2 separate regions of the Mus musculus genome follow, and region 2 is linked to region 1. Evidence: chromatin loops called from intact Hi-C (ENCODE). Cell type or tissue: heart. All regions are shown on one strand. Each heading gives the region's core, and the rest is flanking DNA. Links, peaks and the distances in the headings are about the cores only. Region 1 holds the start of Olfr78 (olfactory receptor 78). Region 2 holds the start of Olfr556 (olfactory receptor 556).

The links. Hi-C counts contacts between places; a loop is a spot of excess contacts. Peaks named below come from ENCODE experiments on the same cell type or tissue, not always from the same donor. Only the 100,000 strongest peaks of a DNase experiment are listed, where the experiment ranks them.
Region 2: it touches region 1 in a loop (8-fold over the local background); 4 of 42 quality-filtered maps call a loop at or near these places.

What each region holds. Positions count from the first base shown.
Region 1 is chr7:102,744,220-102,761,249 of GRCm38, forward strand. It overlaps Olfr78 (olfactory receptor 78), which reads right to left and starts at 15,252. Exons shown (of 4, transcript NM_130866.4): 1 at 15,091-15,252; 2 at 8,046-8,914; 3 at 1,799-1,931. Olfr560 (olfactory receptor 560) reads right to left here and starts at 9,708. Exons shown (of 1, transcript NM_147113.2): 1 at 8,764-9,708. The coding sequence starts at 9,708. The coding sequence ends at 8,764. In heart, for the core only: a CTCF peak has its summit at 8,063 (motif pointing left); no DNase peak of the experiment used is centred there.
Region 2 is chr7:102,658,119-102,675,148 of GRCm38, forward strand. Olfr556 (olfactory receptor 556) reads left to right here and starts at 11,783. Exons shown (of 1, transcript NM_146754.2): 1 at 11,783-12,805. The coding sequence starts at 11,804. The coding sequence ends at 12,778. Olfr555 (olfactory receptor 555) reads left to right here and starts at 705. Exons shown (of 1, transcript NM_147103.2): 1 at 705-1,652. The coding sequence starts at 705. The coding sequence ends at 1,652. In heart, for the core only: a CTCF peak has its summit at 7,411 (motif pointing right); no DNase peak of the experiment used is centred there.

The sequences.
Region 1 (17,030 bases), core at 3,080-11,079:
CCCCGTATCTGACCCAAACACTTGAGCTCTCACATCAAAGCCTTTTCCTGCCCAGCTCCCTAATGTTCTGATTTCAGAGCTGGTTAACATCAGGACAGCCTGGTCTGGCTGTCAGCATTAGGAGCTTTGATGAGAAGTAAAGATGCAGGTGTCTTTGTTGACAGTATCCAGGGATCCAGATTAACTTGTTTCTCTCTCCCAGGATTATACTCCTCTTCTAACCAAGGTCTTTAATAAAGCTTGTCCATGCCTTTTTCCTTAATGGAGAAAGTTTAGAGCACAATAAAATGAGAGATTTTAAAAATTAGAGTGTCCCTATTTAGGATGAGCAAAGATGAACGGATTAAGGATTCATTGGTTATAGAATCCATACCACTGATATTGATTTTTGCCACCCTTATAGCTTGTATAGGTGAAAGAACAGCTTCTCACTGACAGTGAATTTCAAACCTTGCTACGTGCTGCTGTCTGAGAAAACTGCGTTCTTCAGTGAGATGCAAGATAGCTTTTATCTAGAATCTTTGTGTCTGTCATAAACAACTCATGGGAAAGAATGCAAATGTTCCAACAAAAGACTCTATGTGGTATGGGAAAAAGCTAAGCAACTTTTTTTTTTTTTTTTTAGAAAACCCATGTTACATGGCCACTGAACCCTAGAGAAATGGGGACAACATGAGAAGGCAGACTGGAGGGGTAACAAGAGGCAAAAGGTCACATTCCATACTCTCAAGGGCTTTTGTGTCACTGACATTGTCTCATCCACAGACTCAGACACTTTTCCAATCCCCTGCTCGGCAGAGCACCTGTCCAGTCTTGCTGGTACTTAAAGCACAAAACTAGTTCCTGTTCTATTTTGTGTTATTTTAAAGGAGGTAAAACTACCTTTTTAAAAGGCTACATAACCTAAAAAATTGTATAAAACAATCATATAGGCAATAGAATAGCAAGGTTGTAGCATATGATAGCCGTCTGCCAAGTCAGCATTTCCCTAACAATAATAATGAAGTACCAGAAATTGGTCTTCCAAAAACCTTCTTATTCACAATAGCATCAAAGATAATGCATTTAGCCAAAACCAGAAGAAAATGTATGCATTGTGTTCTTCAGACCATTACTGAAAGAAATTAAACACAGTATTTACAAATGGAATGATGCACAGTGCTCACGGATTAGAACACAAAACTGTGTTAAGATTACAGTTTTCCCCTGAGGTGATATGCAGATTTACTTTATGTGCTATTGAAGCTTCTTTAAGCTCTCGAAACATTAGTTTTTTAAAGTTAGCAAAGTAAAAGGATGATGTTTTCATAGAAATGTGTTAGTGTACATTGTTCAGCTCCTCATCATGCTCTTGCTGGTCTCATTAACACCCTCAAATATTTTCCCCTTCTGCTTCATGTCATATAAACTGCATAACCCTTTTCTATCTTTCTTATTTTAAAATCTTTTTCCTCTCCTCTGATGGTCCGCTTTCTACTTTCAACACCACACACACACACACACACACACACACACACACACACACATCACATTTAGATTCTGCACATGAGAGCATTTGTCATTTTGAGTCTCATTTACTTTGCTTAATATAATGATCTCCAGTTCTACCCACTTTTCTGTAGATTCTATTATTCCATTCTTTATAGTTGAATATAATTCTGTTACATACCACCGCCTTTCTAGAAATCATCGGCTAAGGCTCTTGGGCTCATCTTAGAATGAAACATGCGGGGTTTTCACGGACCCTCAATGTGGCAGAATCTTTGTGCTGCCAGACTCTTGGTAAAGGAGCACTCACCTGGGAATGGCGCAGTTCTACTCAAGGAGAGCAGCAGGGTCTGGCTTTCCCTTTCCGGACCAGGTCTCTTTATAACGCTACTCAGTAGGCTCGGGGAACAAGCTGTTGGTATACCAGCTGATGCTCCAGGGATCTGGCAGACAAAGGAGTGAAATGCTCATGTCCACTTGTGTACTTCTGTCATCAGCTTCCCACTTTTCATGTCTAAGGAAGCAATCTCAAAGGACCAAGGTCCCTGCCGCCATTCCCACAATGACCCATATGAGTCTCTTGATAACAAACAGGTGCGTTCCCACTCCTCTGAGCTGATCTAATTTCCACAGTCAGCCACAAGGTTAGTGTTTCCTCATTACTTCATCTGGAGACACAGCAGGCAAAGTGTATGAATAGTAATGATCATTGAACTCTTAGAGTTCATATCAGGCTTAAGACACACGTAGGTACACTAAAATGTAGCCCCATAACGCATTGTAGGTTCATTCCCATCTCCAAAGCTCTCTCCTGCTTCTCTTTAAGTTTAAGCACAGCCACAGATATGATAGTCACTTTTTATTATGCCCGTGACATGAGTAAAGATGGCTTTTTGGTCTATATCCTGCAGTGATAATATTAGATGGAGAATCTCATGCATTGTTTATTAATTCACATTCAACAGGTGTTTGCTAAGAGCCTATAATTCATAAGCGAAACAGAAAATTCCAAGGCTTATGAAGAATGCTTTTTGATGAGATAGACAAAAACAAAATTAAATTAACATATTAACTAAATAGTATGCTAGATAGTCATAAGTAGAAAACAATGAAGAGGATAAGAAACATATTAATATAGGAAGGAGGGAAATGAGGTTGCCTGGTGGAGAGAGAAGGGAAGCAATATCCTTGAAAATATCTGGAGAGAAATTGTTTCAGGAAGAAGGATCAGAGATGGCAAATAAGTTTCTCAAGGAGCAAGTATGTGCAATGCTTAGGATCAAGGCAGGTAGTGTACATGAGTGGAGGGGAGAGGTTGGGATAAAGGAGGATTCTGTGAAGGGTCCATGTAGAGACTTAGAGCATTAATCACTTCACATTCTTCTCTCAGACTGGGAGTGGAAGTTCTTTATATAGAACTAGATATAATTCTACAGACTAGTCTCCACTACATGAGCTTGTTTTTATTGATCTATTATTATTATCTATTCTGGTCTTTCTCTCACTGTTCCTTTTCAGAGACTTCACACTTCAAACCTTTAAAATCTAGCTAAAGCACCATATTCTCCAAGAGGCAGTATTTGTAAGCTCTCTAATATTTCTTCTCCAGTGGCACGTACCCTCCTTCATACCTAGCCACGTATGTCTTTATCTTTGGTTGATATTTATCTTGCCTTATATCCTATTCTAAGTTTGCATCAAATATGTCTTATCTTGTTATTGCCATTCTAAAATCAGAAACATAATTATTGTCTTGTTAATTATGTATCAAGACATATGATGCATCTATATTTAAGAATGTGTTCATTCACTTATTGCATGAAAGTATGTTCTCTCAGTACTGGTTTGATTTAGACATCATATTGCACTTAGAGAATACAGAGATGAATATAATCAAGTCATACCCTAAGATGCTAAAGTAACGCTCTTGACATAAAAAGGAATAATAGCAAATATCAATTATTTTAATGAGGATTTGAATACAAACATTAATCTAATAAGGGGTGGGTTCATGAAAGAGGTTTTTAAAAAATAATTTAAATAAATGAGTATGGGCATTTGTCTGTATGTCTGTGTGCCCTGTGTCTGCAGACTCCAGAAGAGGGCATTAGGTCCCCCTGGAACTAGAGTTACAGATGGTTGTAAGCTGTCATGTGGGTGCTGGGCAGTAAACCCTAGTCCTTTGGAGAACATCCAGGGTTCTTACCTGTTAATCCATCTCTCCATGCCCAATCCCCAGAAGAGGATTTTTAATCAGAGATAAATCATAGCAGAAGGAAAGGGAATTCTCTAAGTAGAATGGTGTTGCTGGAGCACTACAAAGAGAACAGGGAAAATGAGAAGGCAGATTGATGTGACTTAAAGATAGGAGGAGAATGGGCAGATCATACCAAGCACCTCAGAACTGTGTATGTGTATTAAATTGCATTTCTAGAAGTTGTTGGAAGGATGCATTCCAGGAAGATAAGATTAGATGTGCTTATGAATGGGAACGTAAGTGGTATACTTTTCCTTGTCTTCTGTAGTTAACCCTAACCTATCTTGTCTAATTTTCCTACTAAACATAATGCCCATGGGACTGTTATTACTCTGGTTTCTAGAGAACCAACTGGAAACTAGAGAACCAACTTGGTCAGAGCATGGCATTTCCACTGCAAATTACCCATTCTCAACATCAAGTTGCCCATTTATAATTATGAGAGCTCACAAGTTTCCAGGGACAGGAACAGTAAGTAGGGTTCTCCACAAGTTAGTGTGTAGATGTAAGCAGGGAAGAATATCTCTAGAAGTGTCATGAAAATCAGTGTCTGGCTTTTGATATTGAGATTCCTTCTTATTTCCATTAAAATGATTTTCATTAGGAGAGGGAAATAGAATAAATAGAAATGGCTGTAAGGGGAGGGTAGAATGGGAGCATCAAATGTGGAGGGGGAGGGAAGAAGGGGGTAAGGGAGGGAATATAGAAGAGATAGATAAAATTAAGGTACATTTGAAGGATAGTATAGACACCTAATACAGTAGAAATTTCCTGAAACATGAGGGTGATCTAAATGAAATGACCAAATAATGGGGGGGGGAAGTCTCACCTGGACATAACTAATAAAACAATAAAAAGAAAAATATTCTTTAATGTTTTGATATTATAATATAATTACATAATTTCTACCTTCTTTCTCCAATCCCTTCCATATATGCATATATATATATATATATAAAACCTTCTTACTCTCAAATTTCTGACCTATTTTTCATTAATTGTTACAATATGCGTATGTATATGGTGTATAGGTATAGGTATAAGTATAAGTATAGGTATAGGATTATCTAAATATGTACATACATATGCACATTTATAAGTGTATGATGTATAGGAATAGGTATATGATGTATATATGTATGATGTATAGGTATAAGTATATGATGTATATGTATATTTGTATGTGTATATAATGTATATTCCTAAATGCATGAATCCAACCAGCTCAGACTATACTTTGTTACTTGCTATGAATGTTTTCAGGGCTGACCATTTGGTACTGGTTAACTAACAGGAGTGCTCTTCTCCAGTTTTAATACTGAATACTGTCATCTTTTGCTCTCAGCTCAAGTCACTCCTACTCTGCCTCATTGCTTTCCAAGTTCCACACCTTATGCAGTGAAGCAGGCAAAATCTAACATGGAAGCCCACATTCTTTGATCTCTCCATCTTTCCTTCTTGGATTTTTATGCAGCTATTTTGGACTTTTATTGTTGCTTCATTTTGAGTTATTACTGTATGAAGAGCATGATCCCTGAGGTTTAGAGAACAAAAGGGATGGAAATAAACAGAAATTGGTGTTTTTTTCCAAAATATAAATTATCCACACTAATGGCTCCATAACTAATTCTTTGCTTTTAACTCATCTTTATCAAGGAATATATCAAGGGAAGTTTTATGTTGGAAAGGAGAGAGAGATACAAGGCTGCACTAAGCCAAATGATCAGAGGGCATCTTGCACAGCATCCTTCAAAAAGAGAAGCTTCATGAATAAATGTCTTGGAAACTATGAGAAGGTTGCTGTGTTCTTGTGTGCCATCTAAATTCTTATACATCTTTAAAGATCTTATTTATTTATTTGTATATTAGTTCAACTGAGGTTGAAAGAAAGTATGGAACTAGGTGTGGTGGTGCACACACATGTGATCCCAGCTACTTATAAGGTTGAGGTAGTTCAGTGTTACCATGGGGAATTTTGTGAAACTCCTTCAAAACCAAATCAAATCAAAGGCATCAATCAATAAGAAAGGAGATATAAAGAAACAGGGAGCCAGACACTATTAATACAAGTTTACAAACAAGACAATAGTGGATGAGATTCAGCTTTTGGTCTTGAGAAGTGAATACAGAGCCCCTTGTGGAAAACACTGTTGAAACAGAATCTGAAGAGGATCATCATGAGAAATGAGTGCAAAGTGATGCTGTTGCATCCGGGTAGGGTTACAGGCAAATTGATGGGGTCAGGGATCCTCTAAATAAATCACCTGTCTTCTAAGTGGGAGGTGATGATAGTGAATGCTACCATAGGTAGAGATAACAGCTTGTACAAAAGCTTGAAGTGACAGAGAATACTTGGGATAGAAGAAATGTAAGGTTCTCATTGGGCTTGGAGTACTATGCAGAAGATAAAGAATTCTTAAGAGGATTCTTAAATGGAGGGGCTGGTGAGATGGCTCAGAGGTTAAGAGCACTTCCAGAGGTCATGAGTTCAATTACCAGCAACCACATGGTGGCTCATGACCATATAGGGGGATATGATGCCCTCTTCAGGCAGGCAGACATATGCAGCAGAGCACTCATAACATTATATAGCTGTCTCCTGAGAGGCTCTGCCAGTGCCTGGCAAATACAGAAGTGCATGCTCACAATCATCCATTGGACAGAGCACAAGGTCCCAATGAAGGAGCTAGAGAAAGTACTCAAGGAGTTGAAGGGGTTTGCAGCCCCCTAGGAAGAACATCAATATGAATTAACGAGTACCCCCAGAGCTCTTTGGAACTAAACCACCAATCAAAGAAAACATGTGGTGGAACTTGTGGGTCTAGCTGTATATGTAGCAGAGGATGGCCTAGTTGGTCATCAATGGGAGGAGAGGCCCTTGGTCCTGTGAAGGCTCTATGCACCAGTATAGGGGAATGCCAGGACCAGGAATGGGAGTGGGTGGGTTAGGGAGCAGGGGGAGGGGGAGGGGAAACTAGGAAAGGGAATAACATTTGAAATGTAAATAAAGAAAATATCTAATTTTTAAAAAGAGGTAAGTGGAGGCAGGACACAAATTCCTTATCCTCAAAAAGTCTTATCTTGGGATGAGAAAACAAAAACAAAACAACCCCCCCCTGCCTCCCATATATAATAGGTTAGGTTTTGAAAGTGCTAGGAATTGATACAAAGCAGGTAAGGATAGGGGTAGATACTGTCAGAAACTGAGGGAGCAATATTATTGTTATGATTATTATTCTTATAATATTAAGAGTCCTGCAGTAAGGTACACTTGAATAAGAACCTACATGAAAACAGGGTGTAAGATAATCAGTAGATCTCTGGGAGAAAAACATCACAGACAGAAAAGTGTTGAGTGTGAAATGAAATGCTGTGTAGTGTGCCTGATGATATAAGCAGATATTAGGATGCTAATGTAAATTTACTAGGGAGATTCAAAGGACATTGGGAAAGAGAATTGCAATAGTCGGGAGACTCTGAGCATATAAAGGACCTTACATGCTACTACAGTCACTGAAGTTTTCCTCTTGGGCACACAGGAACCAATAAAAGTGTGTTAACAGGAAGTGATACGATCTGCCACAGGTACTAGAATAATTACTCTATACATGAAAGAAGATTCTCCAGAAAGCTAGTCACAGATGACTTTGGGTTCAAGGTGATGGCTCACATCCTGATGGTAACAGTGGAAGCAATGTAAGTGGTTGGATTCTGGATTTGTTGATTGACAGTTAGATGTAGAACAGGAGTAAAAGCAAGGCATAAGAGGTACTACAAGTATTTCATCTCAGAAATTTGGGAAACAGAGTTTCTAGTTATGGAAGCCTATAGGTAAACACATATTTTTATTATGGGGCAATTAAGATTATCTAAGATGATTGAGACACTTGGATGTAAATATTGATACATATTGGATGATTGTTGATTATAAATGCTAATTTATGTTTGTTCAGTATTGATGGTATTTAATGTCGTAATACAATATGAAATGACCAGAAAAAGAAGTATGAAAAGAAGAAGAGTCTCGAGGACAAAGCTCTGGTATATTTCAACACATGGAAATCAAGACAAGCAATAATTAAGAGAAAGGATGATGCTCCCTCCTTCCTGAAGCTGTAGGTTGTAAAATCCCCAGTGCTGGGAGTAGGATACCTCTTTTATAGTTGTTGGTAAATGATGTCCCAGAGGCCTCAAAATAATGCAGGCTACTGTCACTCTCTCAGATGACCACCAAAACGTGATGGCAAGACCCTATTTCTCAAGATACCACATACTTTGGAGAAATAAAGCTGGAACTGACCTGGAAGCTCCCCCTGCTGGGTGGTTTTCATAGGACCAGAAGGTGCCATCCAGGCTGCTAGGGAACAAAAGTCACTGATCACCTTACCCAGCTGTGAGTACCACAAGCTGCAATAATGATAGAACTGGCAAAATATATTCATGGGTGAAATCATGGTAAAATGTTTTGAGGGTAAAACACCTGTTTTATGATGTGCTTTAAAGCTAACTTCACAGTACTTATTTATGTCTAATGTTGTAAATCTGACCAAGAACTCATGGTTGTGAAGATCACAGGCCCCAGGATTAAACTACTGCTATTATTTTGCCAAATGGACATAGTATCAAACTACCTTCTAAATACACATCTTTCTCTATAAGAAGCTATCAATCCTCATCAGAGAAGTTTCTTTGAACAGTAGATGGCAGAGCGTTAGAAAATGCTACCTACTTTTCTACAAAGGAATGATGTAATATGAAATTAATATGAAAATGTAACTGCTATGATGAGATAAGAATAAAAGGGCTATTGACAAAGTTAGAAAAGCACCAGCTTAGAAGAAATGGTGTGGAGGAAGAGGAACTCTAGGCATAAGGCTATATATTGCTTCTCACTTATATATCAGCGTCTCCTCATCTGTGAAGTAAAGGGGCTAAAGTAACTGACATTCAAGATGTAGTCTAGCCTTAATTGACAACATGGCCTGAAGCAGGCCGTTTAGCTCTAGGCTTTTATGATTCTATATTTCTTTAGATTGGAAAACTTTTATCACAGCTTTACGTATCTGTTTGGTCTTCACACTGTAGATGATGGGGTTCATGACAGGAGGAATCAGCAGGTAGGTATTAGCAATCATGGTATGTACATAGGGTGGAGCTCGTTTCCCAAATCTGTGAACAAAGGACAAACTGATCAATGGAATATAGAATATAGCTACAGCCCCGATATGGGAGATACACGTGCTGAAGGCTTTCTTCCTCTCTTCTGGGGAAGCAATGCTGAGGACAGTTCTGATGATCAGGATGTAGGAAAGGAGAATAAGGACTGAGTCCACACCAACAGTAGAGATCATGGCAGTCAATCCAACTGCATTGTTGATCCTGGTGTCTGTGCATGAGAGCTTCATGACATCGGGGTGGAAACAGTAGGAGTGGTGGAGCACACGGCTGCTGCAGAAGGTTAGTCTCTTAAGAAGTGCGACCATCGGTGTCAACATTACAGTCCCTCTGATGACAATTGTCACCCCAATTTGAGCTATTCTGGAATCAGTTAAAATAGTGGCATACCTAAGAGGGTTGGAGATGGCCACATAACGATCATAAGCCATAGCCAACAGCACTGAGGATTCCATGACAGTGAAGAGTTTAATGAAGAACATCTGTGACAAGCAGGCATTGAAGCTGATCTCCCTGGCGTTGAACCAGAATATCCCCAGCATGGTGGCCAGAGTGGAGATGGAGAGCCCGAGGTCAGTGGTGGATAGCATGGAGAGGAAGTAATACATGGGCTCGTGGAGGCTGGGCTGGGTGATAATGACAAAGAGAATCAGGCTGTTCCCTGACAGGGCAGTTGCATAGAGAAAGCAGAAGGGAATGGAGATCCAGGTGTGGAAAGCTTCCAGCCCGGGCACACCAGTGAGCAGGAAAATGATGGAAGAAGCTGTGGTGTTCTGGAAAGTTGGCATGCTAGATTAAAATTATAGAATAAAGCTAAAACAAAAAAGCTGCATTTCTTTTGTGTATTCTATTTATAAATAATCTTATCCAACATACATTTGACCAAATATGAGCATCTATACAACATACAAAAATAGAAATGACACCTTTAAATTGGTAAAAAAAATTTATGATTTCAACTACTGCAACTGTATTTTTTATTCTTGAAAGAACTGTCTCAGCCCACAACTTTTCGCCTCTGAGAGTTTTTGCTTCTAGCTGCCTATGTCTGTGATCTGGCCTTTCACTCCTCCAGCTGTGGATTACACAGGAACACTTGTGGAACACTAGTATCCACTTGATAAAACATGTTACCATATTCAACTATTTTTACTTTAAATTTTTGAATGACTAGTTCTTCACAACAGACTCTCTGCATGTTTTTGTGGAAATATACTGCTTGGGACAAATAATGAAATGTTTCTTTCTTGTTTTGCAGAGGAAAATAGATCTTCATTGAAAAAGATCACATTTCCCACTGAGTAGAAAATTTAGACTAGGCAGATAGGTATATGTAAATTTGAAATGGACGTTTGGATATAAACAGATTAAGGCTGTGTTTGGAGAGGGCTTAATGAGAAGTGGTCAGTGTGGGGTAGGTCCTTTGGTGGAAAAGAAAGGCACTAAATGACAGACAGCAAGCGTAGGATGTGAGGGGGCACAGAGGGATACCTAATTTATTCCAGAACACACACACACACACACACACACACACACACACACACACACACACACACACACACACACACACACTCACATGAAGTTCCACTGTAAGGGGCACCCTAGGGAACCTTATTAAACATAAATTAGGAAAATAATTGAAATTATTGTGCTATTAGAGAAAAAAGGTAAAAGTTATTTGTTGAGTATAGTTTGGGACTCTAACGTTTTCATTCGTGAGTGTCCTCAGGAGAATAATGACATTAATGTTAGAAATGTATGATCATCAAAATGAAAAGAATTAAGCATTGATATTGGTGTATTATATACTTCTAAACAGGTGCAAGAGGATATTCTAACTGCTGTAACTACCCCCAAATGATAACAAATTGAGGTGTTAGGTACACTAATTAACTTGATTTGATCATTCCAGAAGATATATGTTTAGGGAAACATCACATTGTATTTTATAAATATATACAATTGTAATTTGTGATTTAAAAGCAGTGGGGTGGGAGAGCATGCTTAGCAGTTAAGAGCGCTGATTGCTCTTCCAGTTCCTGATTTAAATTCCCAGCAACTACATGGTGGCTCACAACCATTTGTTATAGGATCTGATGCCCTCTTCTGGTATGTATAAAGACAGAAACACTGTACTCATAAAAACAAATTAATCTTTAAAAAAATGAAAAAAAGAAAGAAAGAAAGAAAGAAAGAAAGAAAGGAAAAGCATTGAATATTTTCCATGCGTTGTCTACATTGAGAAGAATGCTAACACTTTTCAAATGCCATAAGAAAGACCATTAAACAGCAATTATCTTGCAATGGATCTTCCCCGGATCTTGCCTCTCAGTCTCAGGGATATTTCTCAAGTAACAGTCATTTGCATGCTTCCATATTAGAAACTAAAGGATAACACAAAATCTTCTCTTGGAGTGTTCATAGTCAAGAGAGAGTCAAATATCAGTGGGGCTTTGGAATAACTCCAAAGTGTAGTTACATACCAGTGAACAATATTGGCTATGGAATGCAGTGTCATCATATATGTCTGGTAATTCTGGCCACCATGTCTTTTATTTCACCTATAATGCTTAAGTTGATTTTTGTCAATTAATGCTTTTGTCATTAAATTCTGAAAAGTTTTAAGAAGATGACTTTAGAAAGTCAAACTACTGAGTGAATAATTTCTCTTTTATCCTGATTTCTTAGTAACTCACTTAGCAATAATTTAATTTATTCATGCCCAGTTTTCTTTCCTCTTGATAATTTCTTCCTTTTCTTTCCTGATGAAAGAAGATAAACAAAGCAAAATGTACAGTACAGTTTGATCTGGCAGCAGAGAACTCAAGTTGCCTGCTTTGTCTCTGTCTCATCTGGGCTGTTTGTCACTCTTGGACAAGAATTTTTTATAATTTCTCTTCATAGATGCTAGACCAAGAGAGGACTTGCCATCCCTTTTCACAGCCAGGAATATTTTATAAGCTGTTGACCACCTATCATAAACATTTAGGTCAGTCAATAGTAGATGTATATATTGGGTGCTCACAGAGTTTTGTAAGTTACTAAGACATGAAGCAAGTCTGAGATGATTTTGTACCTGAGGTAGCCAAAGAAGTTGTCATAGATCATATACCCCACACTTGTAAGTACCAAAACATCTTCTGTAATATGAGCCCAGTGACTCTTATCAACAACAAAAATTGATCAGTTTTGAATATGAATGTCACATTAGATACTGTATAGGTACAGCAAGAACCTCAGGGTCATAGATGAAGAAATGGGCTACTAAGGTAGGGGATATCTAAGAGATAGGATATAGAAAGTACAGGGCCAAGTATCAGTGTTGTGTGTATGTGAATGGGTCTGGGTTAAGTGTTGAGAGAAATTAATTTTAGGAAATAGCAACAAAGAAGACGAGTTGTAACTAACTTTTGGTGGTTAGATATGAGTTACAGGAGTGAAAACAGGGTAAGTGTGCTCTGGACATAGATAACGTGAGAGGTAACAGTAGTAACAGATAACTATAAGAAAAACCAAGCAAAATGGGTCCTTAACGTGAGTCTCCTTTAGGTGAGGGAGAAGTGAGTGATTGAAAACATAAGAATCTTGAATTTCTTGGAAAGGATAATGTGGTAGATTTTGCATTGCGAAGCATCAAGACCCAGGCATTTCCAAATATTTTATGAGTAAGTAAACAAGCCATTGTCTGTCTCTTCTAATTTAGTTCCAACAGCATTCCTTTCTTTCTTTAGCATTTTGCTGGGCTCCATTGGGTCCTATTTACAAGTTCTATCCCAACTCAATAATGAATGCTTTTTTTCACTTTAGTGTAGAGACTTTCAACATACTCATCTCAACTGGGACCCATCACTATCTGTCGTTATTAACCACAGTGCTTAGATAACAGAGGGACCAGTCATAAATACCATCCCTTCTTCGGTTTTCCTTTTGCATAGTTTACAGCGAGCAAGGAAGAGCTTGAAGAACAATCTGCTTTTGTTTATTTTTCCTTCACCCTTGGTAACAAGCAGGATACTTCCCCACTGAGAACTCTCAGAAAATCTTTCAACTCAGTGACTAATGTATTTCTAAGTATTCTGTGTAAATTCCAGATATGTTTTTTCTCCCACTTACCTCTTCCTTGATCCTTTCTTTTTCAATTGCTTCAGTGATGACTCCTCTGACAGATTAGCCCTTTCCACTATTTATTAGCAAATACTATTCTCTGCCTTCTAAATTGTGGCACTGGAGAAAATTTGGCTTTATTTATCCCTTCCTGCAGTCCATAGCCTCTCCTAGAGATAACCTCATTATGACCATGGCTTTAAATAACCCCCGTCCACCTGATGCGTGCAGCTAACATCTCCCAATTCTGTATTGCAAAAGTTATCAGAAAGGTGAAGGGTTAAACATGAAGGCAGCAGTGAAATGTGGACCGGGCTGATGTGCTCAAATCTGCAGTTGAGCCACAGTTTGGAGAACAAATAAAAGCTCTTTGCTTCCAGTGGTAATAAAAAGCAAACAAAACACCTGTTTTTGAGAGACATAGTCTCAGTCCTCAGACACTACAACCTCCAGCAGAGCTCAGCAGACTCATTTCTTTCTCCACTCCCTGTTTCTTTCAGTTATCTGCCAATGGAATTAAGGTCTAATAATCATCTAATTAAAATTACTCATTTCCCCTCTCTCATCCCCATTTTAGATCTGTCTTGCCAGTAATATATTTATTTATTTATTTATTTATTTTGCTATTTATTTTAGTTCTCAAATGTCCAAGATGCCAGTTGGTACTTGACATTATAGTTTATCACATCTTTTTGTTACATTAAAAAATTGCATAAAATTGCATAAAAAATACACCACATTTTCTAGAAATTATTCTGCATCTTTTTTTTTTCCTTTCAACAAGACAAGATTTTACGATGGAGCCCAGGCTGTCCTGTAGTCACAATCCTGTTGCCTTGGCCTCCTGAGTGTTGAGATTATAAGGATTCTTCATCATTTCTGTCTCTTTTAAACCATTCTTCAGTGTGCCGGCACTCTCAGACCTGTCAGACTCATTTTCTTCAAGTCATAGACAACTTCATTCTTTCTCTTGTGAACTCTCCTACTTAGATAATGTGCTTTTTTTCCATTAATACTGAAAGCTGTAGCCTGTGTCTGCCTTTCCTTCAGTTGATGATTTAGACCAATGCCGTATCATCAGTGTGTTCCAAGCTGCTGCTGCTGCTGGTCTATAGTGTGTATCAGACAAGGGTTGGATCTGTATTCAGACAATCCTTTGGAAGCCTTGTCAGCAATAAAAATTGTTCATACTGTTAAAACACATTTGTCAGATCATCAAGCGTTACTGTGCTAGTCTTAAGATCCCATTATAACAACATATATATATGTGTGGCATTAATAAATTTACTTTGAAGTTACTTTTTCAGTGAAAAAAGTCATAACCAAATGTGAGAGATGTTATGAAACATACTCAGCATCACAGATAGCTGGTGAGACCCACAGCCAGTATTCTGAAATCAGTTTTCCTTAATTACAATGTTTATACTCTTAAACATGCCTTATTTCACTGAAACCTATAAGCTATGTAAACTTCTTTTAGTATAGTTTACTCATCTATAGGGCTAGATATAAACTGCCTAATAGAGCACTGGCATGCAAAAAATGTTCACAACAGGTAATTTCACTTTTTACTTTTATTTTTAAATTAAATTTATATTGATTTAGATTTTTGAAACAGAGTCTCATCTTTCACAGGTTGACTTTGAGCCTAGTATGTGGCCAAGGGTCACCCTGAGCTTCCAATCTTCCTAGCCTCATTTCCCAAGTGCTGGTCTTTGCAGGCATGTATCACTATGATGAGCTGCAAGCTTTTATCTTTTGTGTGAGTCATTGGATTTAGAAATGAGGTTAACTTATGACAAATGTATCCGCATACCAATTAAGCCATTTGACTAAAGACAGGTTGTCTGACCCCCCCCCCCCGAACCCCCCAGCAGGCAGAACAAAGTGCTCATTCTCTGTAGATTTCCTGGGAATCCATAATTCAAAAGTTTTCCATCCTCTTCAGTTCTCTATTACATTAGCTTATCTAATTCTGCACACCACAATGTAATCCTCCCCCAGTGCTAAGACAGTATGTATGGCTCACCCAGAGGCAGGGGCTTGCACTGAACAGTTTTACTTACAGAGCCCATCCAGCAGCAATGAGTCCCCTCAATCTAACTCAGAAGGTTGGAGGAAGCTTCAGATTCCAGAGGAGGGTCCAGCTTATGTTGAGATTTATTCAGCTTGTTTGGAGATCAGCAGAGTCGAGGGACCGGTTCCCAGCGGCAGTGCTAATTCACTGTGCCTCTAGGGTGTGGGCACTCCCCGAGGACTCCACTTGCCTGACACAGGCTTTTTATATCTCTTCCAGAATGTGATTATGCCTACATGCTTTATGAGCTGATGTAAAGTTTTGTCCTTGTGCTGTTTCATTGGAAAGTTTTCTTTTTTAATAACAGCTTTATTGAGATACAGTACACATACTATAAAATTGACTCATTTATAGTGTATAACTCAATAGTTTTTAAGAAAAATCACAGAATTATGCAGGAACCATCACCACAATCCAATATAGGGAAATTTCACCACCTCAAAAATGCCATAACCATTAGCAGGCCATTTGAGGTGAATTTAAAAATGAAATATCATATGCTTAAAACATCTCCTGCTATGGTAATAAGTTTACTTCACTCCATAATGTTTTTTTAAAAATATTTTTATTAGGCATTTTCCTCATTTACATTTCCAATGCTATCCCAAAAGTCCCCCATACCCTCCCCCCCCACTCCCCTCCCCACCCACTCCCACTTTTTGGCCCTGGCATCCCCCTGTACTGGGGCATATAAAGTTTGCAAGTCCAATGGGCCTCTCTTTCCAGTGATGGCCGACTAGGCCATCTTTTGATACATATGCAGCTAGACTCCATAGTGTTTTAACCTCCTAGTCTGGCATTATTCATAGTAACACTGGATCATTAAGTAACTACCTCTTAAGATTAGGAAATAACTTGTACAGTCATCTATGCATATAGATTTCATAATGATGCCCTATGTTCTAGCTATTCTGTAAGTGCTAGGGATTAATAATAATAAAAAAAGAACACAACATAAGCCCACTGCCTAGACTTTTAGAAGAGAGACAGGCTAACATTCACATGCTAATCAAAAACAAAGTTATCTTAGAAACAGGTGTTTTGTAAACAGGGTGGTAAAACATCTCAGTCCATAATTTAGGTACACAGAAAATAATACCTTCTTCTTTATTTTTTTCCATAATTTTATCTGCTTTCTATTTTGGTATGTGAAGAGGCAAGGTGGGAGAGTAACTCAGATGATTTGGGGAGCATATGTACTGTGTTCAAATTATGGTACTATTATGTTAAGGAATCAGGGGAGGTAGGAGTTGTCTTTGGCTTGTGATGCTATCTAAGGTGAGTTGACTATTTTCCCTCCCCCCTCCCCCACGTCTTTACTAAGCATTATTCACAGATTGGTTATATACATGGTTTCTTTAGTTGTTCCTGCAGTCCTACCAATCCAAGGTCATTTTTGGATTTATAGATCTTTTAGTCATTCTTGATTTCCCTCTCTTACATCCTGCATCCATTACACTGTCACATTCTATCAAGAGTTGCAAATGTCGGTAGAATCTGGCTGTTGTGCATCATGTCCACAAGTGCCACCTCTACCAAATCTTATTTTGTTGTCACTAGCATATGTCAGCAGCGTCTTCACCCTTTTCGATTTGCTTTCCACCAATATTTTCACCACCAAAATGTACTGTCCTGAGATACTTTATTTTTCTAAGGCTATAAAAACAACAATAATAAAACTATACTATTTCACTGGGCATTATATGAGCCAAGGGTTTGTGGACAGAATAATGTCCCCCAAGATGCCCATATCTTAATGCTTAGAGTCTGAATTGATATTTTACACATCAAAGGGAGCTTTGCATATGTTATGAAAGTTAAAAGCTTTTAGATGAAGTTGTTTGTGTTGACTCAGTATATTCACATGCATCCTTATAAATGAAGAACTGAAGAGAAGGCTGTGTGCAAAGGACTTGTAACCCTTGTTGC
Region 2 (17,030 bases), core at 3,784-11,783, 85 kb before region 1:
AATGTGAGAAAAATGCCATACGTCATCTGACATATAGAGCGACATCATTTTTTAGCTGTAGCAATAGAAAGAGAAGAAGAGGGTCGTGGTGGTACATACCTGTGAGCCTGGCATTCCTGGACCTCGGGCAGGAGGATTACAAGGTCAAGATCAATCCCAGTGACATAGTGAGAATTTATTTCAAATCCCCTCCTTCACCAAAAGACAACGGGAAGAAAAGATCAGCTTTTCATATGTTTCAGACATTATTCTGAAAATGAGTTAAATGTTGCTTGAATGAAGAGTTCCAGTATTGGTTTCCTGATTTCTGGTGTATCAAAAGATTATGAAAATAAAATTTGCATACATTTTTATGTATCATTTTCTGTTCTTTGCTACCTTAAATTTAGGTTTATAAAACGAAACTAATTTATATGTTTGACATTTGTGTGTTCACTAATGTGTCATAGAGTTCATCATAAACACAGTGGGTTAAGGGCATAGCAAAGTACATACACCAAGAGAAGGGGAGTCACTGAATTCATCCTGGAAGATGAAACTCAGAGTGGAACAAAAGTTACCTATTTGCTAACCCAATTATTTTCTCTATTCTATCTGTGTGTTTAGGAAATCACTTGCTTATCTCATATGAAATTATCTTTCCAGTTTAGGAGCTGTAAGACAAGTGAGAGAGACCAGCTTCATCCAGTGGTGAGATCACCAAGATGAATTCAAATGCTTCACAAACCAATCACCATAGCTTCATTCTGACAGGCATCCCAGGGATGCCAGACAAGAACCCGTGGATGGCCTTTCCCCTGGGCTTTCTCTACACACTAACCCTTCTGGGAAATGGCACCATCCTAGCAGTTGTCAAGGTAGAGCAGAGCCTCCATGAGCCTATGTACTACTTCCTCTGCATCTTGGCTCTGACTGATGTTAGTCTCTCCATGTCTACCTTGCCCTCTATGCTAAGTATCTTTTGGTTCAATGCCCCTGAGATTCCTTTTGATGCATGCATCACGCAGATGTTCTTCATCCATGGATTTGGAGTAGTAGAATCTGGAGTCTTAGTGTCCATGGCCTTTGACAGATTTGTGGCTATCCGAGACCCATTGCGTTATGCTTCCATCCTTACTCATGGGCTTATTGGAAAGATTGGACTAGTTGTCTTGGCCCGGGCAGTCTGTGTGGTCTTCCCAGTGCCCTTTCTTATAAAACGGCTGCCCTTCTGTCGTTCCAATGTCTTATCTCATTCATACTGTCTTCACCAAGATGCAATGAGGTTAGCCTGTGCCAGCACCCGTGTCAACAGCCTCTATGGCCTCATTGTTGTCATTCTCACATTAGGGCTCGATGCTCTCATCATTCTCTTCTCTTATGTACTTATCCTGAAGACAGTGCTAGGCATTGCCTCCAGAGCTGAGAGGCTCAAAGCCCTCAACACCTGCCTCTCTCACATCTGTGCTGTGCTTCTATTTTACATTCCTTTCATTGGTGCCACCATGATCCACAGATTTGGGAAACATTTATCACCAGTTGTGCACATGTTCATGGCTAATATCTACCTTCTCCTTCCTCCTGTGCTAAACCCTATTGTCTACAGTGTGAAGACAAAGCAGATACGTAGAAGGATCATCCAAGTGTTCCGGGGGAGAAAGAACATGTCCTAGTTGGATGGAGTCCTATACCAGATCTAGGAGAGGTGGAAAAATCCAATAGTTTCCCATTCAGAAGTTTTGGTGAAGTCAGATTTTATACATTCAGTAAAATACAAGGGCAAAAATGGTTTGTGCAGAAAAAACACATGTAATTATTGTTCTGTTTTACATTTTGCAATATAGACATTGATATGTGGTATCATAAAATCCAGTTTAATTGAGTAACATACTTTTTTATTCTTTGAAAGTAGAGATGAACATAAGCTATGACAAATTGTTTAGATAGATAATATAACCATTTATTCCTATACTGTTAAGAAATACTTTAATTGTGTAGTTGTCCATCAGTTGTCTGAATTCTTTTTTTTTTTTTTTTTTTTTTTGAGACAGGGTTTCTCTGTATAGCCCTGGCTGTCCTGGAACTCACTTTGTAGACCAAAGGTGTGCGCCACCACGCTCAGCTTTACATGTGTGATTCTTAATATGTGCCTTCTTTAGTGGTATCTCTTCTTTTTATATATAGCATATTTCTAGATTTTCTATCACAAACTTAGGGCAGTAGTACATGTCCCATTTCTTCTCTCTCTCTCTCTCTCTCTTTAAAGGATTTATTTATTTATTTTATGTGAGTCCATCACTGTCTTCAGACACACCAGAAGAGGTCATCAGATCCCATTACAGATGGTTGTGAGCCACCATGTGGTTGCTGGGATTTGAACTCAGGACCTTTGGAAGAGCAGTCGGTGCTCTTAACCTCTGAGCCATCTCTCTTGACCCCCCCCCCCCAATGGATTTTTTTGTCATACTTGACGATTCCTGGTCTTTGTATAAAGCAAGCAAAAATTCTTAATAGAAATGTTTTTTATTGTCTGAGAATTTTATACCGGCACATGTTTTGAAAGAAATCTACACTTCATCCTCTCATTTAAAATCTTTCCTATATTTTTTACCACCTTTTTTTCCCTCTTAATTTCATGTGATCATTCTCTTCTAAACCACCAGATCCACTTAATACTGGTAATATGTACACTGGTGTATGGGCATCCCCAGAGCATGTGTATCCTATCAGCAGCTGTCTCTTTGAAGAAAACTGACTCCCTCTCCTATAGCCATTAGATTGACAAGAGTTCTTCAGGTGGGAGAGAGATATTTCTTGACTACCTCTTCCACACATACTTGGATTTTGACAAGCTTGGTCTTCTGTAGATCTTGTGCATGCAGTCATAGCAACTGTGAATTGTATACAATGGCTTCGTTATATCTGAAAAACACTGTTTTGAAGCAGTCATCCACTGCTTTGGGATCTTATAGGCTTCCTGCCATTTCTTCTGAGACATTCCATGAGTCTTCTGAGAAAGATGAATGATATATGTCTATTTAGGGCCAACCACACCAACACCTCTTGTTCTCCGCACACAGACTAGTAGTGAGTCTCTGTATTAATCACTATCTAATTTGATGAAGGTTGAGAGATGCATTAATCTAGTAGTATAAAGATATGTTAAGTCGGAGAAAATTTAATACTATTTAGCAGAATAGTAATACTAGATTCTCCTTTAGAGTCTATGAACTATTCAGCCACTAGTTTTTTGCTTATTTAACAGTACTAGAAATGAGTTCTGTTTTGTGGGGAATGCCTTAAATCTAATCAGAAAGGGGTTGTGCCTGCTCCAGTGGATCTATCTAGCTGGGTCAGCTGTTATTGCAGCCTGCAGTGTTCACATCTGAGTGAGTTTTTTTTTTCCATTTTTTATTAGGTATTTAGCTCATTTACATTTCCAATGCTATACCAAAAGTCCCCCATAGCCACCCACCCCCACTCCCCTACCCACCCACTCCCCTTTTTTGGCCCTGGCGTTCCCCTGTACTGGGGCATATAAAGTTTGCGTGTCCAATGTGCCTCTCTTTGCAGTGATGGCCGCCTAGGCCATCTTTTGATACATATGCAGCTAGAGTCAAGAGCTCCGGGGTACTGGTTAGTTCATAATGTTGTTCCACCTATAGGGTTGCAGATCCCTTTAGCTCCTTGGGTACTTTCTCTAGCTCCTTCATTGGGGACCATGTGATCCATCCAATAGCCGACTGTGAGCATCCACTTCTATGTTTGCTAGGCCCAGGCATACTCTGACAAGTTTTAAATCCAAGCAGAAAGTGGTTGGTTACTCCAATAACATTTGTGCTACTATTGCACCAGCAGATCTCTCTCGCCAGGTTAGTTGTTAGTACAGCCTGCAGTGTTCACATCTAGACAGGTTGCTGATTGCTGTTCTCTAAGAATAGCATGCACAGCACCTTCTGGAGCCATGAAAACTAGCCACTAGGGAGAAAGCTTCTGTGTCAGTACCAGCCTGACTTCTCTGTGTCTTATGATTCAAATATGTGGTATCTTCATCAACAGAGACTTATTATCAAGCTCTGGAGGGTGAACAGGAACAGTGTCAATAGGTTCTAGTGTTTTAATATCTGTGGGATCCCAACAAGTGAAAAAGAGACAAGCACAAGTTTTTTATTTTGATAGCCTATGGTGTCTGGGGGAGGCAGTATTTTTTATTATAAAGTATCTCTATTTGAACTATTTTACATATACATGAGTTTGTACTCTATGAAGTTTCTAAAGTAGTAGGTTTCTTTATGGCCTTTTCAAGGGCTGCTAATGTTGCTTATCCCTTCTCAGTCCCTTCCTCTATCTTGCCTTCCCTCTCCACCCCCTCAACATATCCTGTTCAATTATTACTTTGTCTGTTAATACCATTTGTGGTATATCCCTCCCTCCTTTGAAATCATGTTCATGCCATGTTGCTTGTTTCCTGATGTCTATGGGTATTCTAGTTTAACACAAAACAGATCTAAAGGTTCAATGTTATTTACTGTAATAAAATATATGAAGGATCACATGTTACATTTATATTTCTGAGACTTTGTTACCTCAGACCATATAATGCTTTCTAGTTCCATGTATTTTCATGTAAATTTCATAATTTATTTTTTCCACATAGGTGAATGAATTTCCATAATCTACATAGACATTTTCATTATCCATTCACCAGTTGGTGGACATCTATGCTGTTCCATTTTCTGGTTTTACTAAAGCCATTAATCTTTTATCCTATGTGTTCTTTGGGTCTCTTTGTCAAAAAGTCAGATGGGTGTCTGGACCCTCAGTTCTCGCTCATTGATCAATGCATCTGTTTTTATGCCAATATCACACTGCGTTTTATAACCATGCTTGTAGTATAACTTGAAATCAGGAATGGTGATGACCTCAGCAGTGCTCTTATTAGTCAGGACTGTTTTGGTTATCCTGGCTTGTTGTATTTCTACACGAATTTTAAGGTTATCTTTTCAATTTCTGTGAAGAATAGCACTGGGATTTCATTGACTATATAGAGTGCTTTTGATAGGTTAGTTGTCTTCACAGTGAAGACAAGGAGTTAGACAGACTCTCTAATAGGAAGGCAGACTACCTATCAGGGAGAGAGACCATGACTAGGCAATACAGGTACTGAACTTCCAACATGGCCAGCTTTTTCCTTTCCTTATCCACGCTAGACTGGAGACAAAAGCCAGGCAGTTTGGAAAAAAAAAGTCACTAAGCCACCAACCAGGCAGCATACATGAGCTGGTTGCAGGCCCCCAACACATATACGACAGAGGACTGCCTGGTCTGGCCTCAGTGGGAGATGAGGCCCCAGCGAAGTGGGAGTCTTATGGGGGGTGCAGATAACATCATCTTGGAGTCAAAGGGGAGGAGGAATGGGATGAGGTACTATTGGAGGCATACCGGGAGGGGGGACTTGTTGGAATGTAAAAAAAAATAGTAATAATAATTTAAAGAAGGCCTTGTAGCTTCTTGTCTCTAACTATGAAGCCCCCTGCTAATGACTGGATCAATAAGTTCAAGGCTGATTTAGACATGTTACACAACAGTTGTCGACCAATCAACCATCCTATATTTCTTCAAAGTGACCAACCACAAATTAGAGTTGGGAAACTCTTCAGAGACTTAAAACAAAACAAAACAAAAATAAACAACAAACAAACAAAACCAGACTTTGAGAAGAGACCTGGTGTTTTTGGCTCCTGTGGGGAGGATCTTTATGGATTTGAGTCTGTAGCACATGTGTTTTCTTTCTCCCAATAAATGCCTTCACCTGCTGATTCTATCTGCTCTTCTTCAAGGTGTTCAAGATTTCTTCACTGCTGTCTCTTGCACTTAAGGTTTTCCCCACCCCTTAAGTCTTTAATTGGCAGGGAAATGAACCCAATTAAGATACTCAACCTTATCAACAATATTAATCCTACCAATCTCAGAGTTGGAGTTCTCTCTATCTTTTGGTTCTAAAACCATCAACTACTATCTTATTCCTTCACATATTTACTCAATTGTGTATGTTAGGTAAGTGCTCTACCACTAAGCTATGTGTTCAGACCCTCACATAATACTTCTTTGTTTCTGAGATAGGATCTCACTGTGTAGCTCTGGGTAGCCTGGAACTCATGATATAGATCAGGCTAGCCTTGAACTCAGAGATTCTTGTCTATTCATGCTTCCCAAAAGCATGTCACGAGAAATACTTATGAGTATAAAGGCCATCATGAACTTCTAGGAGAAACTGAGGAATACTGGAGTGACTTTAAGAGATCAGTTATGTGATCAGGGTGAACATTTGTTAAGCATTGTGAGATTCACTGATGTCTAGCCTCTAACTTTGGATTCTCTGACTTTCTAGCTCTAGGACTTCTACACATCTCACCTATAACATGTAGTCATCCTGATGATAGCAAAATAAGAGGGTTGAGAATGGAATGAGAAAACACCCTGAAAAGAACCTCTCTGGGTGCCTTGCACATCCAGGTTTTCCATCACACCCTTTGTTTTCTTTCAGGATGAACTCTGTATTCTCAAACTGGTTTAGGCATCCTCTGAGATCTGAAAAAAACAAAGGCTGTTAACCCACTAGGCATCTGACTCATCCCGTAGTCTGGAAAGATCCAGATGGAACTCAGACAAAAGCCAGTACTCTGGAGGATTTATAGTGTTTAGCTGTTAGGCGGAGGCCGAGGGACATTGGGTGTCCAGGGAAAAGGCAGGATAATAGAGTGATAGGGAGGAGAGATCCCAGAGGGAGGTCTTTGAAAAGGACAAGTCTCATCTTGACTCTCCATTGTTTTCTTTGGTCTCTTGTGATGCTTACTGACTCTGAGAAGAGTCCTAAATAAATCTCATTTCTTCTGGATGAAAGAAATATGTATCACCATGCATGGATAATTTGAGAAAGTTAGGTAGACAGAATGCTGGCGTGTAGGTAACTGAAATAGGAAATTGGGCTGTTACAACCTCCAGGTCGTGATCATCCTGGAAAGGAGGATTCAAGTCACCTGGCAAGAGGTTGGCCAGGTTTGGAAGGTACTGCTAACACCAAAGGCTCTCTCTGAGAGTGTGAGAGATTGGAAGAGATGAGAGAGTGAGCAGGAATACAGAGCTTCTTGTGTTTAAGGCAGAAAGAAGTGAAAAGTCCAACTTTGGCAAAAAGGGAAAAAGGGGAGACAGTTTTTAAGACAAAGAGGAGCTCTGAGAAAAGATCACACAATATAGGCTGAGTATCAGTGCATTTGGGTGGTGGGAGAGGCACAGGAGCAGGCACACAGAATTATCATAGGCAGTAAGGCTACATTCAGACAATGCAAAGTTCAAGTTCAACTTCAATGGGATTCAAAAATCAAAAAGTAAAAAAATTTAAGGAGGCAGCTGCTGATGCTAAAAGAAGTCACAAGGTGGCAGCAGATCTTGCATAGAGACAAAGAAAAACAACTTAGGTTGAGTGAGAGAAAAATTTAGAAAATAATGACCAAATGCTCGTTCTTGGAGAAGGCTTGTAACACATGTAAGTTTCTACAAGCAATGATTAGGAGGAAAAAGATTTAGAAGATCACAGGAAAGTATGTTGAGGCGAGGTTGTCACAGCTGGAGAGAGGGAGAGTGATCAGGGCATAAGCAGACCATGCCTTTGGCAGAAGGTGGATTTCTTTTCTTTCTTTCTTTCTTTCTTTCTTTCTTTCTTTCTTTCTTTCTTTCTTTCTTTCTTTCTTTCTTTCTTTCTTCCTTCCTTCCTTCCTTCCTTCCTTCCTTCCTTCCTTCCTCCCTCCCTCCCTCCCTCCCTCCTTCCTTTCTTTCTTTCTTTTCCAATTTTTATTAGGTATTTTCTTCGTTTACATTTCAAATGCTATCCTGAAAGTCCTCCATACCCCCCCCCCCACCCCATTCCCCTACCCACCCACTCTCACTTCTTGGCCCTAGCATTCCCCTGTACTGGGGCATATGATCTTCGAAAGACCAAAGGCCTCTCCTCCCATTGATGGCCGAGTAGGCCATCTTTTGATACATATGCAGCTAGAGACAAGAGCTCTGGGGGTACTGGTTAGTTCATATTGTTGTTCCACCTATAGGGTTGCAGACCTCTTTAGCTCCTTGGGTACTTTCTCTAGCTCCTCCATTGGGAGCCCTGTGTTCCATCCAATAGCTGACTGTGAGCATCCACTTTTGTGTTTGGCAGGCACTGGTATAGCCTCACAAGATACAGCTATATCAGGGTCCTTTCAGCAAAATCTTTCTGGCGTATGCAATGGTATCTGTGTTTATGGCTGATTTCTATCAGGCAGTCAGGAAAGGAAGATCTTGGGTCAAAGATGAATGGGGCAGTGGAAACTGTGGATCTCTGTGGTTCTCAAATCTATAGGAAATGATGTTGAGCCCTGAATTTGTGGCACTTAGGGCAGACCCAGCAGCATAGAATATCCTGAGTCATTTTCACTCTTCAACAGTCATTGTTTTGATTGCTTTCACCTGTTCTCACCTGATCTTTTACTAAGGTTGTCTCACCCCTGTGGCTACACACACAGCAAGGCTCCTATGATCCATATGTGGGGCTTATCATGTCCTTTGTCTCTGTCATTACATGGCTCCCTCCTCCTTGTGGTCTGTTTCAAAGTTTCATCATTTGCAGTAAAATCTCACACATTAGGTTTTATAGATAATTCCTCAAGATTCTGCTCAGGGTCTCTAGAGGCACCTGGGTGTCAGGTCAGTTAGTGCAGGACTGACAGTGACATGGTAAGTGTATGTCACACAGTTAGGACGGGCAACCAGGTAAGTGTTTTTTGTTTGTTTTGTTTTTTGTGTTTTTTGTTTTTGTTTTTTTGTTTTTTGTTTTTAATAGTGCTTAGATTACAGAGAAAGTATCTTCTGTAGCACAAGGGAGTCCCAGTACAGATGCCCACAGGTCTGATCTGTACAATTACTCAGGAGGGACCAAACACACAGAAGAGAAATTAAAGAGGGGATAACTGAGTAAGAATATGGTAGCTTAGCTTTGAACCCCTTTACCGATTAGAGGTCACAGGATTTAGTGGCTAGTCAGCCTACTCTCAGAGCTTATTAAATAAGAACCCTTCGATCTTCTTGAAGATTCCCGGAAGCTTAAGAAATTAGTTCCTAGGTTATTCTTGTCTACTAAGTGAACACAAGCTATGCAATTGATGTGATGACCACCGAGGCTGAGGCTTTAGCAATGTGATATTTAGGGAAGGGGTTTGACGTTAATTGGACTTAGTGTGGTTCATACTTGGGATCTTGAGTTTAGTTCTGGGATAAGCTGCCTGTCCATGTTCTCTGGATGTGGAACACTGTTGAGAGTAATCGGATGAACAGTGAAAGTATCTCCTTGGCTCTCATGAAGATTCTCATCACACACACTTTCCACACTGGCTTTCCATTCTTAGAAGAACTTTTATACAGTAGCAGTACCAAATAACAATTCTTAGCCTTTGCTCTCAGAAATGAATGAGTTGTTATTTAGATGGATAAATCCCCTTTCCATTAAAGTGACAATGAAAACAACCAAACAGTTCCTCAAACAAAACAAAACAGAGCAAATTACAGATTTGAGCCTTGCCCCGTGTATCTCTGAGTGGGAGATCTTCCAGAGGCAGATCAAAGGGTGATATGAGAAAACTTTCAGGCAATGCACGCTTTTTAAAAAAGTCTGATCACACGTACCCATTTGAATTCGTTATTTAGAACAATTTATAGGTTTAGTGTATGCAAACAGTCTTTTAAAAATTAGTTATACTTTATTGAGTATCTGTGTACTGAGCAACATTCAATATAGTGGCACCTGCAGTGTTAGCTCACTGGAAAGCCAAAAGGAAACCTTCAGTACTACTCATTTAAATATGCATGTTAGCGTAATCTGGACATACTGGGTTAAGCAGGATGAGCAATGTTTTTTCTTACTTTCTACACTTTATTAAGCATCTATTGCTCAAACCAGCATAAGGATCCCTTTGCCTAGTTTCTCAATTAAGTTCAAAACACCTCTTTGATATGGGGATGGGTGATTCTTTCTATCCTAACAACGTGCAGGTTAAGGGCTGGAAGAGTTGCCTGATTTGATCAATCAATTTGGCTAGCAAGTGACTAATGAGGTTTTTCACTCTACACATTAAAATTTTATGCTACTATGATTAGCCACTTTGTTTTTCTGTCTCTAAACCACAGAACTTTAATAACACATTTTATGTGAGACAACAGACGGGATTCTGTCCCGTGCTTTAGGAGAAAATCAGGCTTTCTAGTAGATCTGACAACATTCCCAGGTCTGAATCAATCAAAGGGGACCTTGTGTGCTGTGTTCTCGGAATACTGTGGGTCTTTTATACTATTTACATATGTGAATAAAATCACGGAAACTGAGCAACTTAAAAGGAAGGGAAGTAAAGGATTACAGCACGGGAATTTGACAGTAGTGTTGCTCCTTTGTTTTAGGATGTCTGGCAAAGTCACTACATACCCTGTGACCTGGCACTACCTGAATGAGGAAGATGCAGAGCAAAGGCAAACACTGCCAAGGTTGGAGCTCAGCTCCCAGACTCATAGAGTAGTAAATCTCTTTTCTTTACCAAAACTGCCCAGGTGAACGTATAATACTTTTTGTGGGGTGAAGTATCCATAGTTTTTTTCTTGACTTTAATGCTGTTAAATATACTGCCAGGAGTTAGTACTGGAAAGACCTAGATGGGAATCTCAAATGGCCTAAATGATGTTATATGATATAGATGAAGAATCATCTCACTTAAGTACTTAAGTCAATTGTTTTATATAGATATTTGTTGTCTATTGCAAATATAGAAATTCACCCATAAATACTGTTTCTCATCTTGGTATGATCATATATCATTTTCTCTAAAACATGCTTCACTTTCACAAGGATGACGTTTCCTTGGTCTATTTCCTTGGCAGTTTACCACGAAAAGGGGCAAACCATATTGAAGAAGCAGAAAAGCTATGGGGAGGATCATCTTTACATGTGTCTAAAGGGTTAATGTGTAATTGCTTGGGCTAGCAATTGAAACTACTTTAAGGAAATTGAGCCTCCATTTTAAAAATTACAAATATTTCAACGACATTCTCTTATATGGAAAGTGATTATGTCATTTTTAATGGCCTTATTTCCTGAACCTATACTTTCCATATAATGCATTTCTGACTGACAGGAATGTGTTTTCATAATGAGTCTATGTACTAGTCCTAGGAGGCATGACATTTGATCTCAATCAGTTTGTCTAATTCAGCAATCGTGAGAATAAAAGGTACATTCTTCTGATTATTCATTATGAAGAAATATCTGACTATAAGGAATACATGAAATATATCTTCTAACTTTGTTCCACAGGCTAGGAAAACACAAATTACAAATTAAAAACACATTTTTAAAGTGCATACCATAAGCCATAGGGATACTATTAGAATCATTAATTTGAAGTCATTATGGATCAACATGATTTCATGAAAGCTTGAAGTAAACATAAACACTCAACACCTGCATGGGGAGAGGTGGAAAGAGGAATTGAGAGATGGGCGGGAGGGCAGAGAGATCACTACTGGCAGAAAAATGAAGAATTGATATTTAAGATATGAATAGATATTAGTAAAGCACATAATATTTACATAAAGTTATTTTTTCAATGTTAATTTTTTAGGTCATGAAAAATACCACCAAGATGAAAATACTTCAACAATTTGTGAATACACAGAATAATATATTTTATAGGAATACTACCTCTCATATAGTATCTTACAAGTTAACAGAGCAGTCTGACCAGTGATGCTGGGGCCATCCTACAACCACACAATGGAATCCCCTGGCACTTTCTTCCTCTTGGGCATCCCAGGGTTTCAGTCTTCTTATCTTTGGCTGGCCATCTCACTGAGTACCATGTATAGCATAGCTGTCTTAGGAAATATGCTCATTATCATTGTGATCTGCATGGATTCCACTCTACAAGAGCCTATGTACTTCTTTCTATGTGTTCTGGCTGCTGTGGATATTGTTATGGCTTCTTCTGTGGTACCTAAGATGGTGAGCATCTTCAGTTCAGGAGACAGCTCCATCAGCTTTAATGCCTGTTTCACTCAGATGTACTTTGTCCATGCGGCCACTGCTGTGGAGACAGGTCTGCTACTGGCCATGGCTTTTGATCGCTACGTGGCCATCTGCAAGCCCTTACATTACATGAGAATTCTCACCCGTCATGTGATGCTGGGAATTAGTGTGACTATCACCGTTAGAGCTGTTATTTTTATGACTCCTTTGAGTTGGATGTTGAGTCATTTGCCATTTTGTGCCTCCAATGTAGTTCCTCATTCCTATTGTGAACACATGGCTGTGGCCAAGTTAGCATGTGCTGACCCCATGCCCAGCAGTCTCTACAGTTTGATTTTTTCCTCCATCATTGTGGGCTCAGATGTGGCCTTCATTTCAGCCTCTTATTCTTTGATTCTCAAGGCAGTTTTTGGACTGTCCTCAAGGAATGCACAGTGGAAGGCTTTGAGTACATGTGGCTCTCATGTTGGGGTCATGGCTCTGTACTATCTCCCTGGGATGGCATCCATCTATGTGGCCTGGCTAGGGCAGGACCGAGTTCCACTGCACACTCAAGTGCTATTAGCTGACTTGTACCTGATCATCCCACCCACCTTAAACCCTATCATTTATGGTATTAGGACCAGACAAATCCGGGAGCGGATATGGAGTCTGCTGACACATTGCTTCTTTTCCCAGTGCACTCAAGGTTCATGAACACAAAGCCTCTCCGACCTCCAGTGTTCCAGTCACTGCAAGGATGACTTTAAGGTCTACGGACATGGACAGGCGTAGAGTGTCCTGGCATAACACTTCCACTTCTTAGGAGACTTGGACTGAAGTGACTGTATTTTCTGCTGTATTTATTTAGAATGTTATCAGATTGAAGTTTTGGCAGAGAATGTGATTTGCTGTTTTGTTTCTGTAATTTTTCTTTTAAATCTTTATTTCAATCTAACATCAGTCCCTCTGTTAGTGAAAGTTATTTTTTTTTTACCTTTTCCCTCACTAGAATTTTCTTAGGCTTGCCCCTCCCCCGTGTTGTGGTAGAGACTGGTGGATCTTGTTCTCTGGTTCACTGAGGGTTCCATTTTATTTGACTCCCATGTTTATTCCTTATGCAGACATCTCCTCCACCTAGGACAGATTTTAGTTTATCTTATGTGAACTTGGGGTCAATAGTGCTGGCCTGTTTCTAATGAATGATTTGGAAAAAATTCTGAACCACAGTGAAAAACAAAGGAACAACAAAAACAAAACAAAACAAAACAAAACAAACCAACCAACCAAACAAACAACCCAACACAGGATGGAGAGAATCATGCTCTGGGTCCAACTCTCTTCTGAGAGTCACACAGTTTTATTAGGCAGAGACACATATATTTGATTCTTAAAGAAACTGAAAATCTTAATGAGATGAATTTTCTGATATTAAAATTCAAAGTGCTAGGAAAAACTGTAATAGCAAGTTGGCTAACTTCTCCCTTGATTAGCACAAAATGTCTTCCATTTTTTTCCAATTGACCTTAGCTTTACATCTATGAAAAAGCATGGTGTAGTACTGACACAAAGAAAAAAATAAGCAGTGGAGCAGAATAGGGAGGTCAGACCCAAACTCAGATATGTTTGGTTAACAGATCTGATGCTGGTCATGGTGTTGGGAATGCTGGACATTCAAATGTGAAGCTATCAGATGAGACCCTACCTTACATGATATGCAAAAAGAAATTGAAATAAAAAGATAAAGAGCTAATTGGAAGACTGAAAATAATTAAACTAGAGAAAATATTTAGCATTGCAAAGATTTCTTAGACATCATATCCAAAAGTGAAAAACAGATAGATATACCCACAAGGGACAGAAATAATTTTGTGTAACAAAGGACAAAATGGAATGCAAAGGCACCATATAGGTTAGAAGGATATATATGTATATGTATATGAATATGTATATGTATATGTATATATATGTATATATATTATGTATTTAATAAGAACTATTTACCTAGTAAATGATGACATCTTATAATTCAACAACAATAACAAGAAAGTAGATACTCGAATGAAAACAGTCCTGTAAGGATGATATGCAAATGACCAGCTAACTCACTTGATGATGCTTTTTGTCACTGGTCATTAGAGAGGTGAAATCTAAAATGACAGTGAGAGAATACATTTGATATGTATGTATGATAATAAAAACCCAACTGAAGCCAAGAAAAAAAGAGGTAAGAACCAACTTTGGGTGAAAATGTGGATAAACTGGACCCCTTTGCATGGTTATTGAAGATGGTGATAGTAAGCTTTCCATGGTGACAGTGTCTGACATCTATGAAATATGAAAAGCAGGGATCACCTGTGATGCAGCAATCCCACTGCAGGTACACTCACATACAATGGAAACCAGGGCTCCAAGCCACAGTGACTGGCACTCACATTCATGGTAGCACATGGATGGCTGACTGTATGAAACCAGGGAAAAGAGTTCTGATGTTGAATCTGCAGCTTCTTTCCTGGTCTTAGGAGCTCTGTGCACTTTCTGTATCTCATGTTCATTGATGAAATGTAGGCATAATAACGGTAGCTACTTCAGCAGACTGCGATAAGCAAATGAGGAAATCTTAGGAAAATACCCATTAGAGCAGTGGTTCTCAACCTATGAGTCACGACCCCTTCAGGGATTGAATGATCCATTGACATCTAAGACCACTGGAAATATGAGATATTTACATTATGATTCATAACATTAACAAATTTATAGCTATAATATAGCAACAAAAACAATTTTATCACGGGGGGGTGTGTGTCACCACTACATGAGGAAGTGTATTAAAGGGCCAAGCCATTGGAAGGTTATAAATCACTGCATTGAAAAATTAAAAATGTTATCAGGGCTGGTATTGGCCCAGTGGGTAAAGGCACATGATGCCATGTCTGACAACCTCAGTTAAATTCCTGGGACTGACGTGATGGAAGGAGGGGACGGACGCCTGGAAGTTGTTCTCTGACCTTGACATGGAGACTGTGGCATAGGCATGCCACATACAGATAGACAATCAATTAGCAAATAAGTAAGTAAGTAAATAAATAAATGAAAGAAATAAATGTACACTTGGATCATTCGATTATTTTTCCTAGATGTCCGATGTGTGTGTGAGTATTCACATGTATGGTGGGCACATGGGACAGGCAGGTGCATGTGTGTGTTCATGCATGTGAAGATCAGAACTGGTCCCTTCCTCAGCTCCTCATTCATTAGTCTAATGTTAGGTATCCTCTGGGGACTAGAATACACAAACACTAGTCACTCTCCAGGCTCCTGACTTCTCTCACAGTCTGGAATGCCCAAGAGGCTGAGCACAGAAGAGAGCCAGTCTCTGGAGGAATCTTAGTGTTTGGCTGCTGGGCAGAGGCCAAGAGAAGCAGTGCCCAGGGAAAAGGCAGGATGACAGAGTGTCTCCTGGGAACAGGAGTCCCCCAGTGGGAGGCATCTGAAAAGGACAGTCCTCATAGTAACTCCATTGCCTCCACTCTCCTGTGGTTCCTGTGGTTCCTGCTTTCCTTGATGGTCTTCTGTGAATCTACATATTACTTGGTGTGAGAAATGTGGACTAGTAGGCATACTTAATCAGAAAATGGACGTTGCAAGAGGAAAGCTGTTATGTGGACAACCGAATTAGGAAACAAGAGATTTGATTTAAGAAGTCTTTAGGCTATGGTCACCTCAGAAATGAAGATTCAAGTTCTCAAGCAGACACGTATAAAGGGTCTGGTCAACTCTGGAGGCATTATGGATACCTACAGCTTCCTCTGGAAATGGCGCAAGGGACGGCAGATACGGGAGAAGGAATAGGTAGATAGGATCACTTGTGATCAAGGCAGACTAATGAAAAGGTAACTGCAATATTGGAACGGTAGATACATAGTTTGGGATCGAAGACTTGTTGTGAGAAAAACCCATGCCTTAGGGATGAGATTGTGTCTGTGTAGAGGGGAGGCACTTAGGGAAATGAGGTTACCATGGGCAGCAAGGCAGTATTCAATGAGGTGTGCAGTAGTGTTTTTATCTGGAAAGCATGTTAATTTCGAATTGCTCCATCCTTTATTTGGAACAAAATATCATCTCACATCCTATGATTTATCTATTGATTTAAAAATGATTTGCCTAGGCGGCTTTTCAGTGATGGACCCTCCAGACATCAAGTGCATCTTCAGAATGGAAGGCAACTGGTGTAAGGATGGAAAGGTTTCTTGGGAGATTTGAGACGAGGCTTTCTGAAAAGTATTCACTCCAAGAAGCAGGAAGCAGTTGTGGCTGCATATGTTGATAGCAGAAACTGTGCACCTTAGATTTATTTATCTTATACAAGAGCTCATTGAAAAACAAGCATCCATGAAATGATGCTTAAAATGTTACTCGAGTCACAACAGATCTCTAGTGGAGGTCACTATCAATGTTCGTAAGAAAAAATGGAGCAGGGCATAAGGTGAGGATGGCCTCAGATGACAGGTGAGTTCACTTAGAGCAGCTTCTGGGTAGGAGGTGAATGGGTGTGGGCAGTCTCAATCCTTCACTTTACTTCAAATCTATAGACACCAATGTTCAACCCCAAATCTGTAGCATCCCAAACGCAGACTCCGGGCTTAAGGATGCCCAGGCTTATTTTTAACTCTTCTCAATTCTACTTTGAAGTTCTTCTCAGTGCTGCCCTCATCTCTCAGTGATATTTCACTCTGTGATTATATACAACGCAGATCTTATTGACATAGGACTGCTATTTAGTTTAACAGTCTGAGTTTTGGAATCAGTCTGTAAAAGGACAGAGTGTGAGCGCCTCACTGCATTGTAGAATTATTTAGGCACTCATGACAACTCTAAGAGAAACCCCAGGGGTTGATCATGGCAAGACAAATGAAAACCTAATCAGAATGGGTGTTATGTTGGTGAATTTAAGTTAAGTTTCTTTCTT